2 separate regions of the Homo sapiens genome follow, and region 2 is linked to region 1. The links are chromatin loops, found by intact Hi-C in ENCODE. Cell type or tissue: K562. All regions are shown on one strand.

Region 1 (2,500 bases):
TCCTAAAGGTCGCCTTTAGCTGGAGAACCAGGGGTGGCGTGTGGGAAGGAATAGACTGGGAACGTTCCTTCTCATGACAAGCTCTTTCGTGGTATTTCATGTTTTTAACATCAACTTTGCTTTGAAAAGTTTAAAATCGGGCCGGGCTCGGTGGCTCACGCCTGTAATCTCAACACTTTGGGAGGCCGAGGAGGGCAGATCACGACGTCAGGAAATCGAGACCATCCTGGCTAATGCGGTGAAACCCCATCTCTACTAAAAATACACAAAATTGGCCAGGCGTGGTGGCGGGCGCCTGTAGTCCCAGCTACTGGGGAAGCTGAGGCAACAGAATCGCTTGAACCCGGGAGGCAGAAGTTGCAGTGATCGGAGATCGCGCCAGTGCACTCCAGCCTGGCAACAGAGCAAGACTCCGTCTCAAAAAGAAAAGAAAAGAAAAGTTTAAAATCGTTAAAACAGATTTCTGAAACCCGAGATTGAGTTTTAAAATAAAAATGAAACTGGGAGAAATAGAATACCTCCCTCTCAAGGTTCTGGATGAACTGAGAACATGATGTGTGAGAATGCTAAGACTCCAAAGATGATATCCTGCCTGTGTTTTTAGAGGGAGGGAAAGGAGAATGTCGTCCTGCTGTCCCTGAAGAAACTGACAGGAGAAAGTTCCTCAGGAGTTTTGATGGGTCACTCAACCCTGACGGGGCAGCGTCTGTTTATTCCACGCTTAGTAGCCTACGACGCTGCCGAAGAACTTTATAAATATTTTTTATGCCAATGATGAATTCCAGTTACAGAATTTAAATACAAAGAGGAAAGCTCCTCCTGGGATTCTGATGCAGGGCAGCGTCTCCAGGAAGGGTGCCCCTTCCTCAGTTGCCTCTCAGATACGGTAGACTCTCCCTACCCTCTCCAGTGAGGAGCTCAGCGCCAGGAGCGTCGGAGCTGGCAAGATTGACACGAGCTGCAGCGCCGTCTGGAGGCACGCAGGGAAAATGAAATGAGGTGATGGTTCTGCAGCCTCAGGACCGGACCTCAGGCTGCGGTCTGCCCTCTAGTGGCTGTAGACGTTAGTTACACTTCGAAAATGCTCAAATGGGCCAGTGAAAACTTTTGAGTTAACTGAAAAAGAAACTAGGGAGACAGAGAAATGAGAAATCGTTCAGATGGCACATTGTTGAGACGTCAGCGGAAGATTGGGTTTCTGCTTCTTTGGATTCTCTTCTCTAAGCCAGTGGTTCCCTAGAAATTGGAAAAATAAGGCTAATACACAAAGTAAAAATGCATTTAAGTTCGAGGATTGCCTTTCCTTCTGAGATTTTTGTTCTGCTGAATTTGGGGGGCTTTGTGAAAGTGACGGCAAGTCTCAATTTTCTTTCCATGTCTCATGTCCTCTCCCAAATATTTTGGGAACGTTTACTCATTTGTTACACGCCTACTTCTAGACTCGATAAAACAAGAAATAGTACCATTTATAGTACCAAGAAATAGTATCACTGTTCCCTCCCATCGAGACAGTCTTTCCAATTCAGAAGCAAAGAATTACTTTCAGGTGGAATAGATGTCCAGGATCATTCAGATCCAGGAAAGACAAGGTGTTTCCTCTCCTAGATTTGAGACCTAGGCAGGACCAGTGATCTGTCCACTGTATAATACAGCACTTTGCAGTTGGCAGAAATTCAGTAGGAAATGCTGAAAAGAACAAAGGTCATGGGTGACAGATGGGGCCTAGAGCCCAGATATTCTGTCCTTTTCACCACACCAGGATCCTGAGATTTCTGGAAAGACATGTGCAATCTGCTTAATTGAAAAACTGCCAGGTTTTCCTAACAGGAAGTTGTTGGACTGGGGACAGGTACAGCAGGAATCCAGCAGGGAGAATTGGTGTTTGTCATGCTGAAGGTGAGCCTTGGAAAGTCTCATTAGATATTATCAGAGTGCAATGGGGGATGTGTGGGCAGGTGTTATCTCCTTTGACGGTTTTTCCTACGGGCTGGGATATTAATAAGACTGGGGGATTGGGAGGAGTTACTGGGTGGGGGATACAGAGGAAGGCTTTGTGCTCTGCAGAAAGAAAATTGAGAAATAAAGGTCTATGAGAAATGGGAATGTTCTACACCATGGAACGAGCAAGGGAACAGAGCCTTAAAACTAACTGTGAGGTCAAGTGCCATGTGGCTCCCAGAATAACCAGGGGCTCTGACTGCAGGGAAGCACCGAATACTTCACACTGTTAACAACTTAAAAATGCCAAGCCATGTGCCAAAATGCCCTCCAAACCGTTCTGTAAATTTAGATTTTCATAAATTCTGTATTACAGTTCCAGAAAAACTTCTCAATAATATATTTAATGATGTTTGGTGAGGACATAGAGAAACTGAAACCCTCGTGCATTGTTAGTGGGAATATGAAATGATGCAACCTCTGTGGAAATCACTTTGGCAGTTCCTTAAAAAGTTAAATATAGAATTACCATATGACCCAGCAACTCCACTCCTAGGTATAT
Region 2 (2,500 bases), 590 kb before region 1:
AATAGATGGTTATACATGAGAAGACTGTGACATGAAATGCGTCCCCCTTACCTTTGCAGCCCTGCTTTAGGGACCAGGGTGAACCTCTGTGGCAGAGGAGATGTGGGGAACAGGCTGCCCCATCTGCACGATGGAGGTCACTGTAAACCACACCACCTGGTCATGCACCCCCTCCGGTCCTCATCACTGTCACTGGCTGATGTCCCAGACATCGCCTTCCCCTCTACCATGCACCTGTCACTGCCACTCCTCCCTGTGGCACTGGCTCCCATGCAATAGCCAGGCACTGACCTTTCCACACTTAAACACCCACTCCTTTCCACCTTTCTACAAATCTACACTCTGCTTTAAAGGACCTCTCAGAATCCTCCCACTGGCTCGTAGCTTCTTTACCTTCAACCTTTGTCAAATGACTCACCTCTCTTAAGCCTCACTGCCCGGCCTGTAAAATCCAAAGAGAAACACAACCTCCTGGGGTTGTGGCAGAGAACAAATGGCACAGGGAGGGATACCGCTTGGCCCAGGGCCTGGCCTGCAGCACGACACCCTCCATACCCTCACCTGCTCTCACTCAGCTCTGTGCTCCACAGGGCCCAGCTGTTTGTCCATCTCCCTCCTGGCTGCCCCACCTCAAGTCCCTTGCAGCCTAGCCCGAGGTTCACTTCCAGGCCAGGGCTCACACCAGCACCCTCCTGCCTGCCTGTCCCACGGTCAGCCCCAGTCCTGGTTGTTCTCCCAGTTAGGTCCAGGCCAAGTCGCACTCTGACCTCTTTATCATACCTCCCCTTATTCAAGCTTCCCGGTGCCGCCACAGCACCCCACTTTACCCAGATCAGCAGAATCAAGCTCCACCTGCTCCCCTCCCTCCCCACTGCTTCTCCAATGGGGCAAGTTTCTTCCCACCTTAGGGACTCTGTACACAATGTTCTCTCTCTTGGACACTCCCCTCTGTACCAGCCCGCCTAGCCAAACCCTTCTCATCTTTCCAGCTTCTTCTTAAATGTCACTGCCCCAGGGGAGTTGTTCATCACAGTTTCAAAAAGAGGCATTTCAATCAGGATCTGTGTGAGAATGTTAAGGGTCTGTCTTCTGTACTGGGTGGTCGGCTCCGTGGACATTCGCTGTTGTTATCAGGTGCTGAGAACAGAGCCTCATATACAATAAGGCACTATAAATAGTCACTGAAAGAATGTGTGGACTCAAGAATGAATGAGTCACCCACATCCCTGTCTCCACTGCCACTCACTCAGCCCCTCCCGGAGGTCTTGTGGTGTGCACGAGAGGGCGCTCTGGGGACAGGGTAAAGGTGGAAGTGAACTCCTCCCTCCCACCAGACCCGGGGGTGGGATGCTTTGAGGCGCAGCCTAATCTCCGGCTCCTGGCCGGCACCACCTTGTAGGATGCTAATTTCTGCCAGGGGTCTTTAGGGACAAGATCAGACAGAGAAGTATGTCTGTGTCCCCAGGCCTGGATTTAGCAGAGAAACCAGGAGAGACAGGGCAAGCCCCTCTCCTGCATCAGCTGTGGGGCAGAGTCCACAGAAGTCCTGTAGCTCCCTGTGTCCTGCTATGTGTCACTCACAGTCCTGGAGCCAAGAAGTCTCATTCCCACGAAGGCGCCTTCCCCCCGCCCTGCAACCAGACGTTGTGCACGGCAGAATAAAAGGTTTAACCCCCGGTTCAGCCTCAGCTTTTCTCCTCCTCTCCCATTGAATTGCTAGATCCGGGGGTGGGGGCCTCAGCTGCAGTAGGCCTGGGGTTCTGATAGTAGTGAGGGCTCTATAAAGGGTAGACCAATTGCCTTTCTTGGAAACAGCCAAGGAAGAAGCTTCAAATAACACACAGGCGGTTCTGATTAACACCTAGGTGAAAGAAGAAGTTGGTGCATACTTTCTCTTGACTAGAGGGGCAGGGAATCCGTTTCTGATGCTTTTTCCCAGTTCCCAGGAGTTGCTCAATAATGAATGAAATCTATCAATCAATAGACATCCAATAATGCTATCATTTAGATATGTAATATGCAATGTTTTTACCATAAAGAATGTGTGAGACTTAAATATGGTCTCCAAACAATTTAAAGAAGTAGCTCCCATGCATTGGGCTCAGAGAAAGCCCCTTATTCTCTTTAGTCACATCTGTCCTACACAGACAGCCAGAGGGGTGGGGAGATACAGTGAGAGCAGAAGGACAATACAGCTTCTGGGGAAATAGAATGCAGACACAGAGATGTGCAAGAAGAAAACAAGTGTAGTAAATGTTCGAGACCACATCTAGAAAAGCTTTGAGAGGGCCGGGTGTGGTGGCTCACACCTGGAATCCCAGCACGTTGGGAGGCCAAGGCGGGTGGATCACCTGAGGCCAGGAGTTCGAGACCAGCCTGGCCAACATGGTGAAACCCCGTCTCCACTAAAAGTACAAAAAATTAGCTGGGCATGGTGGTGCATGCCTGTAATCCCAGTTACTCAGGAGGCTGAGGCAGAAGAATCACTTGAACCTCTGAG

The links. Peaks named below come from ENCODE experiments on the same cell type or tissue, not always from the same donor. Only the 100,000 strongest peaks of a DNase experiment are listed, where the experiment ranks them.
Region 2: a loop joins it to region 1, with 2.7 times the contacts of the local background. A loop is called at or near these places in 7 of 110 quality-filtered maps.

What each region holds. Positions count from the first base shown.
Region 1 is chr6:15,689,955-15,692,454 of GRCh38, reverse strand. No RefSeq gene overlaps it. Among named protein-coding and RNA genes, the nearest start is that of DTNBP1, 28 kb to the right of the region's middle. In K562, a CTCF peak has its summit at 1,012 (motif pointing left); a DNase peak (open chromatin) is centred at 1,014.
Region 2 is chr6:16,276,258-16,278,757 of GRCh38, reverse strand. All of the region lies in intron 5 of GMPR (guanosine monophosphate reductase), which reads right to left. Among named protein-coding and RNA genes, the nearest start is that of GMPR, 39 kb to the right of the region's middle. RefSeq lists an enhancer at 1,146-1,440. In K562, a CTCF peak has its summit at 1,274 (motif pointing right); DNase peaks (open chromatin) are centred at 1,277 and 1,737.